Regions from separate parts of the Homo sapiens genome. Here region 2 is linked to region 1. A link is a loop called in an ENCODE intact Hi-C map of the cell type or tissue named here. Cell type or tissue: A673. All regions are shown on one strand. Links, peaks and the distances in the headings refer to the core of each region. The heading gives the core; the rest is flanking DNA.

Region 1 (8,432 bases), core at 2,347-7,346:
ATGCTTACTGGGGACACATTCAAATCATATCCCCTACTAGCCATGTTTGAATGAATATCTGCTTTAAAGAGAAATTATTATTATTACTGAGACAAGATCTCGCCCAGGCTGGAATGTAGTGGTGCAATCATAGCTCACTGAAGCATCATTGAACTCCTGGGCTCAAGGGGTTCTACTATGTTGCCCAGGCTGGTCTCCAACTCCTGGCTTCAAGTGATCCTCTCACCTCAGCCTCCCAAGCCTCTGGGATTAGAGGCACCCAGCTATAGCTACTTTTTTTCAACTTTCTTCTTTTGAATTATCTTCTTAGATGTGCCACTGCTCTCCTCAACTAAATAGAAAGTCCCAGACCTGGAGGGCCAGGGCCATGATGCATTTCTTTATGGATTTGTTAGTAATCATAGCTGACTTTATTGAGCATTTGCTATTTGACAGGCCTTATTCTGGGCATTTAACAAGCATGAGCTCATTTAATTCTGCCAACAACACTAAGGGGTGAACATTAATATTATATCTGTATATAGATGAGGAAACTGAGGCTCAAAGAAATCAAGTAAGTTATTCTGTGACTGACAGTTCTTAAGTGACAGGGTAACAATTCACACAGCCTGACTTAAGAGCCTGTGAGCTTAACCGTTACACTACTGCCCTCTGTGTTAAGGCTACAATAAAAAGCATTAATTACGATCTGATTTTATAAATACATGAAGGCAGATGAACAAGGATCAAAACTTAAGTCTTATTTTCCCATAGGACTATGTAGAGCACAGGAGTCTTAATTTTTATTTATTTGGTCTAAGCTCTACTAAGATTCCTTTCCTTCTCCAGGTTAAAAGGCCACTGCATCAACAGTAAAGGTATGATTTAAGTCACAGCTTCCCTGGTTATGCGGAGGACACAGGATTTAGCCTTGTACGTTGGTAATGTTTGCAAACAGTACAATATTGATTTTGGCTACAGCAATGAGAACACGAACAGTTACACATTATGTGCCCTTTCTGCTCAAATGAGAGCAAAGCCTTAATCAGGTCCAGACATTTAGAATCTTATATTAAAGAGAGATATATAGATATGAATCCAATAGATGCTTGCTTCTGTCATTTTACTTTAATTGTAATTTTGCAACCTCAACAACAGAAGATCCATTAGGCTTTCCCCCTCAATCAATACACAATATATTATCAGTCTAGACGACCAAAAATGACTTGTATAAAATATCAGCACGTTGCATTTTCATTATGTAAATGGAACTCTGCAGGAGAATTAATTGATTATTCAGTTACTATGGATCTGTCTCAGATGTCTTAGTGAGATAAGAGAGAAACTTATCAAGCCTCTCCAGTGGCTATAACTTAAAAAAGAACAAGGGGAAAAAAAAGAGAGAGAGAGAGAGAGTGAGAGAAGCAAACACAGAGTACATTTCACTTTCATTGGCAGCCTGAGCAAAACCTAGGAAATGCTGAGAGAGAGAAGAAATCCATTACCAAGTTTATTAGTGATGGAATGTCGAGAGTTATTAGGCTGGTTACTGTTTGGGGATCAACATTTTAAAAAACCACACAAACAAAACTGGGATATAGGCAGTGAGAGTCCTCTAGTTTTCTCCCCAGACTCTCAGTGCCCGAAGTAATTCATACCTAGGCCATATATAATTACAGCAGATTGTTTAAGTAATATACAGATCTATTTCTTTTTTCTTGCATGGGTGGAGGCTGGGGAATGAGGGAGAGATTTTATTTTTATCTTCATGACAGAATGAAGAAGAGGTATGCGAGGAGAAGACAAGTGGTTTCTACTGTCTCCCTCCCTTTTTAAGCATTAAAAAAAAAAAGCAAATGTTTCCATTGCTACTGCAAAAGTGTATTTCAGTTTGATGTAAATTGATGCCTTTGTTGTTTCATTTTTAAGAAACATTCAACAACCATATACATTAGGATCTCCCTTTGGTAGCATCGAGTCTGTACTGTCCTTATTCAGTGACACTGCTCTTGCCCAGAAGAGTTTTGGGATCTCTTTGGGGAAATTCCCTACAGAACATTTTGAGCACATTGTTTAGAGTTGTTTCCGTGGTCTTAAACATCAATCTGTTGAGGGGTATATTTAATTTTTTCAAATAGTCAAAATTCTTAACACACTGAGGTGAAAAGAGGATTGTTAAGATAGGGTAATATTTCTCTGGCTCAAAATGAGGTTTTGAAAAGCAACAAAAATGCCTGGTAATAAAATAATACCATTTTTTTGTGTGTGTTCAAAACTGAAGGCAAGTTTCAAAATATTGGAAACAATGACAGCATTGAGGAAGAATATATAATGATTCCTAAAGGTATCATTCTGGAAAACAGTCATCCTGGTTGTATTAAATATGACATTTAATACCAACCAAGCCAAATCAAGCCAAACAGCCTTAATACTTTATACTTTGTGTGTAAGCCAGGTTTTGCTGGTAAGAGCCTGGATGCTTAGCCTGGGAACAAAACATGGTGTATAACTGACTTTTGCAAGGGATTTCAATGTTGTGCTAGTTTTTCATTGCTGTTGTGACAGATTACCACAAACTTAGTGGCATAAAACAACACAAATGCTTTATCTTACTGATCTGTAAGTCTGATCAGAAGTCTGACAAGGTTGTGCTGAAATCACAGTGTTGGTGGAAGTATTCCTTCTGGAGGCTCTAGGGGACAATCCATTTTTTTCTTATTTCCAGCCTCTGAAGGCTGCCTACATCCCTTGACTGTGGCCCCTTCCAACTTTAAAGCCAAAGTCAGTGGTGGCCCGTTGAGTTTTTTTCACACTGGATGCAGTGGACTCTAACATTGACTCTTATGACACGTTCCCATTTTAAGGATCATTGTGTTGACCTTGTGTTCACACAAATAACCTAGGAGAATCTCCCTGTCTTAAAATCAGTGGCTTAGCAACCTTAATCCTCATTTGCGATACAATATATTCACAGGTTCTGGGTATTAGGATGTGGACATCTTGGAGGGCCATTATTTAGCCTGTCACAGATGTGGAACGAGCATTATTCTTATTCCTTTGAGATAACGTCTATTAAGTGCTTAGCTGCTTTTGGACCTATGGTGAGTATTAAACAAGGAGTACTTGACATGTTGATGTTCTGACTATTAGTATTAGTATTAGTATTAGTATTAGTATTAGTCATTCTTCCCCTTATTTCTTATTAAAATCAGAGTAAAATTCCAATGAGTAAGGAGTTTTTCAGCTACATATGAAGAAACATTAGTCATGAGAACTGTCCAAAGCTATCAATAGCTACCACATAAGATGTCCCTGTCACTGAGATGAGATTATGTCCTCCCAGGCTGGATAATGGCTTGGGGAGACACTGTAGAGAGAATGCTCACATCTGAGCTGATGGTCCTTCTACTCCTGAGGTTCCATCCTTTGTTGCCTCTGCAGAACTCCACAAAAACCGTAAGGTCCAACAACCTTTCTATTTTCTCCTAAGTTTTCCTTCTACTTTTCTCAGGAGTAGTCCTCACCCCTGACCAACACTGATATGCACCTTCATATGACATGTTGAAGGCAAAAATGACAAGCAGGTTTACCTTTGCTTTGGAAATGAATTTGCCTATTGTGCATGTTGGGCGTCAGCAACAAGAATTGCTGGGAATGGTAAGGAGAAAGTGCCAGGATCCGATGTTATGGATGTCAAATGCACTTCCCTGTGCTCCCCTCCCACCAGGATTCAATCTTACATTGGAACAAAAACCCAGAAAAATCCAGATGGTAGGTGGCATTTAAATCAGTTAGATGGATTGAGCTTTGTCTTTCTAATGAATGAGAATCATGAGACAGAATTTGCCATTTCTCACTGCTATCCACTTACCCAACCCCTTCCCAAGCTTCGGGGGCAGGGGACTTTCAAGTGCTATGGATACTCTTACAGACCAGATTAGGAGTCTAAGGCTTATTACTGGACTTAACTTCTGATGAAACATCATAAGTCAAACTGTAATAGAAGCTGTCCTGCATTGATGCAACAGGGGCCGGGGATTGTTTATAGTGGAGACCCCCACAGATATCCAGAATGATTCCCATCACAGTGGATAATAGGATTACTGACAGCATTATCTAAGTCCAATTACTCCTGAAAGGTGGATATGTGGAAATATCCTATCTCCGAGAAATTTTCCTTCAGCCTTTAAAGGTGATCAAATCCTTCCCATCTAATAATATAAAAACTGAGCAATATCTCTTTTGATTTGGCTACTCTATCCAAGCATAGTCTATTTTCTTCTTTTTTTCCCAAACAAAATGAAACTTAAGAAAAAAGTTTCCAAAACATTGTCTACATTCTCTGTGTTCATATTCTCTCCTCCTACTCACTTCTCTACCCAATCCAAATGAGTTTCTTTCCTATCTCTTTACTAAAATGACTCTTGATTTACTTCTGATCTTTGTTTCAAGATCTCTCTTAGAGAAGCCATGTAATCTCCAGATTTAGTCATCTGTGTATACGGAAAACTTTGCATATATACACTATCGTGATTAATTACTCTTAACATATTGGGTTAATTTTGCCCATAGAAAGTACTCAATAAGTACCAGATTAATAAATGTATGTATATTTGTTGCCAGCTAAAATCCTTCCCACTGTTCATCCACTGCTATGGCTATACATAAAGCTGTTGCCTGAAGAGTTTAATTTTTGTTGAGTTTCAGAAGGCAAAAAATAATGATGATGAAGTAATCTAGGGGAGTAGAGCTGGCTATATATTGAAATCTTAACTGAAGGTATGGACTTATATAATTGACTGTATATCATCCTGACTGACATCTTCTTGGACCAATTGAGACAATTCTATGCCTTGTGAAATTGGCTGAGGCAGTCAGCTTGATTGATCCAGTATAGTCAGGAGCTTTACTGGAAGCAACAACCCACTGTAGTGCTGGTGCAGCGTAATTGTATAGCTACAGTTTTTCTGTTGGTATAGAGCAGTGTTTCCTTCCTTCCTTCCTTCCTTCCTTCCTTCCTTCCTTCCTTCCTTCCTTCCTTCCTTCCTTCATTCCGTCCTTCCTGTCACACTAAGAAATACAATTTCTATTACAATGCACACATTTATACACATATAACTGAAGATAGAGTGCCATAAAACAAAATTTATCCTTATTACATTAGACACATTCTGATATTTGCTATTGCATTCTATGTCACTTTTTTAAATACTCATTGTGATCAACTGATTTGATTTTATGAACTATTGATGAGTTTTGACCTGTACTTTGCAAAAGACTGACTTAGACAAAGTCCACTTATTCCAGCCCCTGGGTTTATTGAGGTATAATTGGTAGAAAAAATTGTAAAAATTTAAGGTGTATAGTATGATAATTTGATATACATACATTGTGAAGTGACTGGCACTCAAGTTAATTAACACATCCACCACCTCATATAGTTAGTATTTGTGTGTGTGTATGTATGTATGTATGACAGCATTTAATATCTATTTTCTTATTAAATTTCAAGTATACGAAAGTATTAACCATAGTCACTATACTGTATATTACAATCCCATAACTTATTCATTTTAACTAAATGTTTGTACATTTTGACCAACATCTCTCGATTCCCCCACCCAGCTGCTCAGTCACCATTCCACCTTCTGCTTCTGTAAATTTGACTTTTTTAGATCCATATAAAAATGAGATCAGATAGTATTTGTCTTTTTTGTCTGATTTATTTTGCTTAGTATAATGCTGTCAAGGTTCAAACATGTTGTTGCAAGTGGCAGGATTTCCATCTTTTTAAGGATAAATAATATTTCATTGTATATACATACTACATTTTTAAATGAATTCATCTGTCAGTGGACACTTCGTTGTTTCCATGGCTTGGCTATGTAAAGCTGTAACAAACATGGGAGAAAAGATATCTAAGATCTTGATTTTGTTTCCTTTAGGTATATAACCAGACATGGGATTGTTTGGTCATTAGGTAGCTCACTTTTTTTGTTTGTTTTTGAGGGAGCTCCATACTGTTTTCCATGATTATTGTACCAACTTACATCCCCACCAACAGTTCACAAAAGGTCCCTTTTCTCTACATCCTCACAAACACTTAATCTCTTCTCTTTTTGATAATAGCCATCCTAATAGGTGTCATGTAGTATCCCATTGTGGCTTTAATTTGTGTTTCTCTGATGATTACTGATGTTAAGCACCTTTTAATGTACCTATTGTCCATTTGTATGCCTTCCCTGGAAAAATGTCTACTCAGGTCCTTTGTGTCAGGCCCCCGAGCCCATGCTAAGCCATCATATCCCCTGCGACCTGCAGGTATACATCCAGGTGGCCTGAAGTAATTGAAGAATCACAAAAGAAGTGAAAATGGCCTGTTCCTGCCTTAACTGATGACATTACCTTGTGAAATTCCTTCTCCTGGCTCATCCTGGCTCAAAAGCTCCCCCACTGAGCACCTTGTGTCCCCTGCCCCTGCCAGCCAGAGAACAACCCCCTTTGACTATAATTTTCCACTACCTACCCAAATCCTATAAAACGGCCCCACCCCTATATCCCTTCACTGACTCTCTTTTCGGACTCAGCCCACCTGCACCCAGGTGATTAAAAAGCTTTATTGCTCACACAAAGCCTGTTGGTGGTCTCTTCACACAGACATGTGTGAAATTTGGTGCCGTGACTCAGATCGGGGGACCTCCCTTGAGAGATCAATCCCCTGTCCTCCTGCTCTTTGCTCTGTGAGAAAGATCCACCTACAACCTCTGGTCCTCAGACCAATCAGCCCAAGAAACATCTCACCAATTTTAAATTGGGTAAGCGGCCGCTTTTTACTGTCTTCTCCAAGCTCTCACTATCCCTCAACCTCTTTCTCCTTTCAACCTTGGCGCCACACTTCAATCTCTCCCTTCTCTTAATTTCAGTTCCTTTCCTTTTCTGGTAGAGACAAAGGAGACACATTTTATCCGTGGACTCAAAACTCTGGTGCTGGTCACGGACTCATGAAGACAGTCTTCCCTTGGTGTTTAATTATTGCGGGGACGCCTGCTTTGGCTGCTCACCCATATTGCAGCGCAGGGCTGCTCACCCAACCCCTTCTCTCTGTGTCTCTACCCCTTTTCCACTTTCCCGGGGGGCAAGCACCTCCCACCCCTTCTCCACTTTCCTGGGGGGCAAGCACCCCTCACCCCTTCTCTCCATATCTCTACCCTCTCTTTTCTCTGGACTGGCCTCCTTCTCTACAGGCAACCTTCCACCTTCTTCTCCCTTAGCCTGTGTTCTCAAGAACTGAAAACCTCTTCAACTCACACTTGACCTAAAACCTAAATGCCTTATTTTCTTCTGCAATGCTGCTTAACCCCAATACAAACTCGACAATGGTTCCAAATAGCCAGAAAACAGCACTTTCGATTTTTCCATCCTACAAGATCTAGATAATTCTTGTCATAAAATGGGCAAATGGTCTGAGGTGCCTGATGTCCAGGCATTCTTTTACACATCAGTCCCTCCCTAGTCTCTGTTCCCAATGCAACTCATCCCAAATCTTCCTTCTTTCCCTCCCACCTGTCCCCTCAGTCCCAACCCCAAGTGTTGCTGAGTCTTTCCAATCTTCCTTTTTCACAGACCCATCTGACCTCTCCCCTCCTCCCCAGGCTGCTCCTCACCAGGCCAAGCCAGGTCCCAATTCTTCCTCAGCCTCCGCTCCCCCACCCTATAATCCTTTTATCACCTCCCCTCCTCACACCCAGTCTGGCTTACAGTTTTTTCTGTGACTACCCTCCCCCACCTGCCCAGCAATTTCCTCTTAAAAACGTGGCTGGAGCTAAAGGCATAGTCAAGGTTAATGCTCCTTTTTCTTTATCCGACCTCTCTCAAATCAGTTAGTGTTTAGGCTCTTTTTCATCAAATATAAAAACTCAACCCAGCTCATGGCTCATTTGGCAGCAACCCTGAGATGCTTTACAGCCCTAGACCCTAAAAGATCAAAAGGCCCTCTTATTCTCAATATACGTTTTATTACCCAATCCACTCCTGACATTAAATAAAACTCCAAAAATTAAATTCTGGCCCTCAAACCCTGCAACAGGACTTAATTAACCTCGCCTTCAAGGTGTACAGTAATAGAGAAGAGTTGCAATTACTTGCCTCCACTGTGAGAGAAACCCCAGCCACATCTCCAGCACACAAGAATTTCAAAACGCCTACGCCACAGTGATCAGGTGTTCCTTCAGGACTTCCTCCCCCAGGATCTTGCTTCAAGTGCTGGAAATCTGGCCACTGGGCCAAGGCATGCCTGCAGCCTGGGATTCCTTCTAAGCCTTGTCCCATCTGTGCGGGACCCCACTGGAAATCGGACTGTTCAAGTCACCTGGCAGCCTCTCCCAGAGCCCCTGGAACTCTCGCCCAAGGCTCTCTGACTGACTCCTTCCCAGATCTTCTTGGCTTAGAGGCCG
Region 2 (8,432 bases), core at 1,706-6,705, 120 kb after region 1:
ATTTAAAACTGTTTCATGCTTATGTTAGGGGGTTATATGCTCTTCCTCTAATCAACGTACGTTCTCTGATGTTGTTTCTCTTTACCAATGTTACTTAGCTCATGGAGAAGGGTGGTGATTTTGCCTATTATTTGTCAAGAGGAGGCAGAGTCTTAAAATGATTTAACCTCTCTTCAGTGTTTGGTGAAAGAAAGACCCTAGGAACTCAAGCTTTCCATTTCATAGCCTATTGGTAACCCCTATTTTTACTTATTTTAATGAATAATTAGGTAAGACTTCTTCTTCCATCGACCTATAACCACTTCAGCTCCAGAGAATGAAAGTAGGTGCTCCATTGAGCCAACGATTATTACTGAGCCCTTTCAGAAGACAGCAAATGTAACAGGACACTTAATGAGTGATCATTACATGTGGCAGACACATTAAATGTTACAGGCAAGTAATAATTTAACATACAAGGAAATCAAGGTCAGATAAACTAACTGTGCTTGAAAGTCAACATTTGAACTCAGAACATTTGAATCTAGAGCATGCTTATATAACCATATCATCTAACTGTTTCCTAACACAGAGCATGCTTCTAACTCACATATGATAAGACTGTGTTGCTTCTTGTCTAAAACCAAGAATTATAGTTTATATCCATTTCTGATGTTTAAAACTGTAATAACAAAATAAACTCAACCTTATCTTTTCATAAGGAGGGGGAGTCTGGAAGAGGTGAAGTTGGAGGTAGGAAAGGGCGCACAAGAATGTATGTACCCAGACATTTGCCAGAAGTATTCCAATTGCACATTTCCCTACTGGGTAAATTATCATTCCCTGTCTCTCATTAGATTAGGCAGATATGGAATTATTGCTCATAGAATGTTATTTCTTAAAACTTTCTCTCTCAAAGGCATGCATTTTGGAAATAAGATCTTACTCCTCCAGGGAAGTCAGAATCTCAGTTGTTTTGCCATGAAACAAAGTGATGTCTGCATTAATGTGCTGCCTTCTAAATATCTCAGAGAACTTTCCTTGAATGAACTTATTTTTCCTCTCAACACCCTGGTGAGATGACAGGTGGCAAACACTATTAATCCCATTTTGCAGATGAAGAAATACTGCTAATCCTCGATTTCTATTTGAAGAACATGCTATGCCCTGGAGTATGTGTCAGTTTATACATCTGTTTGGTTCCACCAAACATCTGAGAAATATTATCTATGAGCTCTGAGTTCTTTTTTTTTCCTCTAAGTTTTAAATTTGTCATTTACATCTCTGAAATCCTAAGAATTGCTACATTTAGGTGCTGAATAATATGGTCTAGAAAGAAACACCTATTAGGAAGTTGAGACGCTTTTCCATTGTCTGAAACATTTAGCAATACAAGATGGGAATTCATATTAGAAAAACAAATCTGAAGGAAAGTTATATTTCTTTTAACTAACAGGGAACTCATGAAGGCACTGGTTAATGCTGAAGCAGTGAAAGCGGAAAAGTCATAACATGTACTCTTTACTCAAAGGGAGTAACACCTCATTCCTTTATACCTGTGTCAGAAATGAGCAATGGTGACTTAAATTGGGTTTAGATAGCATAGGTCAATCAGAATAACAGTGAACTGTAGTCATGCCCAAGTTCTCAGAAACCATCTGAATGGTTCTAGAATCAGAAGCATAAATTTGACATTTGGCATAGCTTATACATGACAGTAATAACTATTAAATGAATAACTACAGTGTTTGACATTGTGTTGTGTATCTTGCATTATCTTGTTATAGGAGGACAAAGGCAAGAGCTACAGCTGAATACTTGGCAAGGTCTGCTGAAGTCTTTTAAGCACCACGTTGTAGCCCATTCCCACACAGCTGTAGTAGAGCAGCATGGACAGAGGAAGCAATGATGAAATAGCTCTAGATAACTTCACTTAATGTCGGGGTGGATCGTATGTTGGAAATATTGTATGTTGGAAATATTGTCAGAAAACACATTTTGATTATCTTTATTCTAAATACCAAATAGATGCATGGAGAGTAATGTAGATGTACTTTGACTCCAAAACAAAAGGGAAACACTGTGTTGGATTCTAGGTGAACCATTAGAATGACAGGTATCATTTCTCAATTGGATTATTTTCATATCCTTCTTCCTGGCCTCTCAGGCTACACTATTTTCCCCCTCCATTCTATGCTCATCTGCTACAAATATGATTTTTGTAAAACAAAGATAGTGCTACTTTCTTCTGATTTTAAATATTGTCTTTATCAAATAAGGATCCATCACCTATTCGATAAATGCAGACTTCTTCCTTAGTGTCTAAGACAGCTTTCCACATTTTTCTACAGCTGGTCTCAACTGCGTTTGTAAACCTTTTCTTTAACATCAACCCTATACAACCTATGTTTCAGCCAAATTCAGCCAAACTAGAGTGTATTTGGAACTTTCACATCTTTTTTCCTTTAATATTCTCTCTTTCTCCCTTTCTGTCTCCCTTTCTTTTTTAAAATAGTCGTATATAGAGAGAGACAGTTCGCAAATCATAAAAGTCATTCATTTAAAGTGTACAATTCAGTGGTTTTTAGTGTACTTATAGAATTGTGTAATTTTTTACTACAGTATAATTTTACATTTTTGCTACATGCAAAAGAAACTACATACCCATTAGCAGTCATTCTCCAATCCCTTCCACTTCCCATCCCACTTCCAACTCCCAGTCCTGGGCAACCACTAATCTACTTTCTATCTGTACAGATTTTTCTATTCTTGACATTTCATATGCATGGAATTACACAATATATGGTCTCTAGAGACTAGCTTCTTTCATTTAGCATAATATTTTTATGGTTCATCTAATGTTGTGGATCTATCAGTACTGCATTCCTTTTTAATGTCAAATAATATTCCATTGTATAGATAGAGATGGTTTATTTATTTCATCAATTGATGGTTTATTTATTTCCTCAATTGATTCACATTTAAATTGTTCCCTCCTTTTGCCTATTTTAAATAAGATTGCTATGAACATTCACCTGCAAGATTTTTGCATGGACGTATGTTTTGATTTCTCTTCATTTCATCCTTGGAGGAGAATTGCTAAGTCACATGTTAATTCTGTTCAAACTTTCTGTAAAACTGCCAAATTGTTTTCCAAAGCATCTGCACCATTTCATGTTCCCACCAGCAATGTATGAGGACTCCAATTTCTTCATATCTTTGACAACACTTGTCATTGTCTGTCTTTGGTTTTAACATTTCTATTGAGTGTTAAGGGATATTTTACTGTAATTTTGATTTGCATTTTGGCTCGAATGGTTTTTCATGTGCTTATTGGCCATTTGTATGTCTTCTTTGAAGGAATATCTATTCATATCCTTTACCATTTTTAAATTGTGATACTTATCTTTTTGTTGAGCCGCAAGGATACTTTATATTAATATATTCTGCATGCAACACCCTTATCAGATATGTGATTGGAGATATTCTTCTATTTTCTGGGTTGTCTTTTCATTTTCTGATGATATCATCTGAAGCATGAATCTTTATTTTGATCAAATCCATTTAATTTTTAGTTTTGCTTCTTTCACTTTTGTTGTCCTATCTAAGAGGACTGCCCAACCAAAGTCATGGAGATTTCCTCGATTTTTGTTGTTTTTATTTTTGTTTTTCTTTTTTGAGATGGTGTCTCAGTCTGTCGTCCAGGCTGGAGTGCAGTGCCATCACGGGTCACTGCAGCCATGATTGCCCGGGGTCAGGTGACTGGATCCTTCTATCTCAGCCTCCTGAGTAGCTGGGACCACAGGTGTGTGCAACCCTGCCTGACTAATATTTTTATCATTTGTAGAGATGGGGCAGGCTTGTTATGTTGCCCAGACTGGTCTCAAACTCCTGGGTTTAAGTGATCCCCTGCCTTGCCCTCCCAAAGTGTCGGGATTACAGGCATGAGCTACTTACTGTGCCCAGCCAGATATTTATAATTTTAATTCTTACATTTGGTTCTGTGATCCATTTAAACATTGTTATTTAATTTTTTAATACATAATGTACACATTTTAGGGATACTCATGATAATTTGATACAATCATATAGTCAAATCAATGTAATTGGGATATCTATCACCTTAAATATTCTTTTCTTTATGATAGAAATATTTGAATTATTCTAGCTATTTTGAAATGTACAACCGATTAATGTTAATTATAGTCACCTTACTGATTTGTCAAACACCAGTTATTCTAAGTGTGTTCTTATACCCATTAACCAACCTGTCTTCATCCCCGCTTCCCCCTAATCTTCTGAACCTGATAACTACCAGTCTTCTCTCTATCTTCATGAGATCCACCTTTTTAGCTCCCCATATGAGTGAGAACATATGCTATTTGTCTTTCTGTGCCTGTCTTATTTCACTTAACATAATTACCTCCAAGTCCACCCATGTTGCTGCAAATAATAGGATTTTTTTATGGCTGAATAACATTCCATTGTATATATGTATCACATTTTCTTTATCCATTCATCTGCTAATGGACGCTTAGGTTGATTCCATATTTTGGCTACTGGAAAAAGTGCTGCAGTAAACATGGGAATACAGATATCTTTTCAATATATTGACTTCCTTTCTTCTGGATATAAACTCAGTAGTGGAACTGCTAGATCATATATAGTTCTATTTTTGGTTTTCTGAGGAAATGCCATACCATTATTCATAGTGGCTGTACTAATTTACATTCCCACCAACATTGTATGAGACTTCCCCTTTCTCCACATCCTCGCCAGCATGTGTTATTTCCTGTATTTTTATATAAGCCATTCTAACTGGGGTGAGAATGTAGTTTTATTTGCATTTCTCTGAATAATGGTGTTGAGAATTTTTTATGTACCTGTTGGCATTTGTATGTATTCTTTTGAAAAATGTCTATTCAGATTTTTTGCACATTTTTTAAATTATTTGTTTTTTGCTATTTAGTTGTTTGAGCTCTTTATGTATTCTGATTATTAATCCCTTGTCTGACGGATAGTTTACAAATACTTACTTCTCCCATTCTGTGGATTGTTTTTTCTCCCAGTTTGTTGATTGTTTCCTTTTGCTATGCTGAAGGTTTTTAGCTGGATATAATCCCATTTGTCTATTTTTGTTTTTGTTCCCTGTGCTTTTTGAGGTCAAACACAAAAAATCTTTGCTGAGACCAATGTCCTGCAGCAGTTCACAAATGTTTTATTCTAGTAACTTCATGGTTTCAGATGTAAGATTTGTCTTCAATCTACATTGATCTGATTTTGTGTAGGGTCAAAGAGCAGGATCTAGTTTCATTCTTCTGCCCCTGCTTATTTATTAAAGAGACTGTCCTTTCCCCCACTGTATGTTCTTGGAGACTTTGTCAAAAGCGAGTAGACTATAAATGTGTGGATTTATATCTGGGTCCTTCATTCTGTTCCATTGGTCTATATGTCTGTTTTTATGCCACTACCATGCTAATTAGGTTACTATAGCATTGTAGTATATTTTACCTTATTTATTTTATTTTTAACTTTTATTTTTTGGTTTGGGGGTACATGTGAAGGTTTGTTGCATTGGTGAACTCATGTCATGGGGGTTTGTTGTACAGATTATTTCATCACCCAGGTATTAAACCCAGTACCCAATAGTTATATTTTCTGCTCCTCTCCTTCCTCCCACCCTCTCCCTTGCATATCGACTTCAGATTTATACTACCTTAATTCTAATCTGATAGGGAAACTTTACTTGTATAGCTATATTCTTTCATTTTCATACTTGGTGTATCTATATATGTTAGAAACCCAGCCATACATTTTTGCGATTAATATATGCATTTTTTTTCTTTTAAAGAAGGCGAGAGAAGGAAGGTGATATGGTTTGGCTCTGTGTCCCCACCCAAATCTCATGAAATTTTAATTCACAGTGTTGGAGGAGGGACCTGGTAGAAGGTGACTGGATTGTAGGGATGGATTTTCCCCATGCTGTTCTCATGATAGTGAGTTCTCATGAGATTTGATGGCTTAAAGTGTGTGGTACCTCCTCTCCCTCTCTCTCTCCCCTGCTCAGCCATGGTAAGATGTGCTTACTTCCCCATTGCCTTCTGCCATGATTGCAAGTTTCCTAAGGCCTCCCAGCCATGCTTCCTATTAAGCCTGCAGAACTGTGAGTCAATTAAACTTTTTTTCTTCATAAGTTACTCAGTCTCAGGTAGTTGTTCATAGCAGTGTGAGAACAGACTAGTACAGAAAGCAAACAAGTTTGTATTTATGGTGTTAACTTTCATCTTTACCACTTTTTGTTCTCTTCATTTCATACTTTGTATTTGATTTACCATTCACTGCATTTTTTCACTTCCATTTCTCACTTCCATACAGCTTTGTTCCCACCTGTCTCCTTTGTGCTATTTTTTTTTACCAATATATTACATTTCTATATGTCACAGGCCTAACAATGCAATTATATGCATATTGTTTTATACAATTACTCCTTAAATAAGAGAAGAAATGAAAAGAACTATTCAGTTATACTGTCATTCATAATTACCTACATAATTACCTTTTTCAGTGTTCTTGATTTTTATGTGTACATGGGAATTACTTTCTGATGTCGCTTGTGTTTAAACAAAACGACTTCCTTTCTTATTTCTTACAATACAAGTTTGCAAGGAATGAAATCTCTGTTTTCATCTGGGTTGTTGTTTTTGGCTTTGTTTTTCAAAAATACTTTTACTGGATATAGGTTTTCTGGTGTTCGTACTCTTTTATTCAGAACTTTAAATATGTCTGTTTACTGCCTACTGACTTCCACTGCTTCTGATGAAAATGAGCTCTTCATCTTATTGGAAATCCTTGTATCTGATGAATTGGTTTTCTCTTGCTGCTTTTAACATTTTGCCTATAATTAATGCATCTTATGATAGATTCTTTCATGTTTATCATTCTTGGACTTCGTTGAGCTCCTTAAATGTGTAGATTAGTGTTTTTCATCAAATTTGGGAAGGTTTTATAACTGTTTTCTCAAATTTTTAAATTTTATTTCTTTTTTTTTCCTGATACTCCCCTTATGTGGGTATACTTGATGGTGTCCTGCATTTCTCGGAGACTCTCTTCATTATTCTCAATTCTGTTTCCTCTCTGTTCTGCAGACTTTATCATCTCTATGATCTATCTTCAAGTTCACTGACTTTTTTTGGCCATCTCATGTCTATTGTTGGGTTCTTTGTGCACTTTTTATTTTAATTATTGTACTTTCAGTTTCAGAATGCCCATTTGGTTCTTCTAAATAATTTTCATTTCTTTAGTTGAGTTATTGTCATCATCCTTTCTACTAATTATTTAAGCATAGTTCCCTTTAGGTCTTTGAAAATATTTACAAAAGTCATTTTGTAGTCTTCTCTTTTTGTGTATCCCCTGCAGGGCAGTTTCTATTGTCTGCTTTTTATTGCTATAGATGAGTCATACCTCCTTGGTTTTAGTTTTTTTCTTGATGTCTCATTTTGTTATTGTGGAAAACTGGAGATTTTAGATAATGTGTTGTAGGAACTCTAAATATTGGCCCTTTTCCCTCTGAAGCCATTGTTGTTGTTGTCTATTTATTTGCTTGTTTGTTTTTTAGTGACTCAGTTGGACTAATTTAGCGAAGTCTATTTCCTCTGCAGTTCGCAGCCTCTGATGTTGGTCCTTACAGTTTCCAAGCTTGGATATGCACAAAATGTTTCTGACCACCAGCAATATCTGTGGTTTTAGCTATGCTCTCTTTAACTTTCTCTTTAACCTGTTATTAACAAAATCTGGTTGTTCTGCTACTATTGGTATCAACCTCAGCTATTAGCCTCCACTAATTGCTAAGTAATAACTGCAATGTTTTCAACATACCTCTCACCCCAATCCAGTCAGATCCAACTGAAGTTTGAAGTCTGACCCTGGCAGGGGCCCTTTTTCAGGCTTTCTCAGATGCTCCTGAGGGCAGAAAATTTGTACTGTGGAGAAGAGAATTATGAACTTGGTGGGAAACTCTTATCAATTACTCTAAATGGATCCTCCCTGTAGCAGGAACTACACAAGTGTGTGTGTGTGTGTGTGTGTGTGTGTCTGTGTGTGTATGTCTGTGTGTGTGTTTGTACTGAGGACAACCGGTGTTGCTACCATGCTGCATCAACCGCCTAAAGCCAGAGAAGATGGAATTTGCCAATGCTCATCATCTGCCAAATCTCACCAGAATAAGTCTTCTACTCTATGATAATGAAGGAGATGGGAGCCACTGCTCAGCTGCTGGGCTGATTTCACAACACAGAACCGTGCAGAAAAGGGAAATGTATCTCCTTACTACCTGGTATACTAGGATTCTCTTTTCTCTTTTTTCTTTTCTTTTCTTTTCTTTTTTCTTTCTTTTCTCCCTCCCTTCCTCCCTTCCTCCCATCCTCCCTCCCTCCCTTCCTTCCTTCTTTCCTTCC

Evidence for each region. A loop is a pair of places that touch in the nucleus more often than their neighbours do. Peaks named below come from ENCODE experiments on the same cell type or tissue, not always from the same donor. Only the 100,000 strongest peaks of a DNase experiment are listed, where the experiment ranks them.
Region 2: a loop joins it to region 1, with 8 times the contacts of the local background. A loop is called at or near these places in 1 of 110 quality-filtered maps.

The regions. Positions count from the first base shown.
Region 1 is chr1:163,585,060-163,593,491 of GRCh38, forward strand. No RefSeq gene overlaps it. Among named protein-coding and RNA genes, the nearest start is that of NUF2, 270 kb to the left of the region's middle. In A673, for the core only: no CTCF peak of the experiment used is centred there; DNase peaks (open chromatin) are centred at 3,952 and 4,852; H3K27ac peaks cover 4,832 bases.
Region 2 is chr1:163,702,398-163,710,829 of GRCh38, forward strand. No RefSeq gene overlaps it. Among named protein-coding and RNA genes, the nearest start is that of NUF2, 380 kb to the left of the region's middle. In A673, for the core only: no CTCF peak of the experiment used is centred there; a DNase peak (open chromatin) is centred at 4,744; H3K27ac peaks cover 1,492 bases.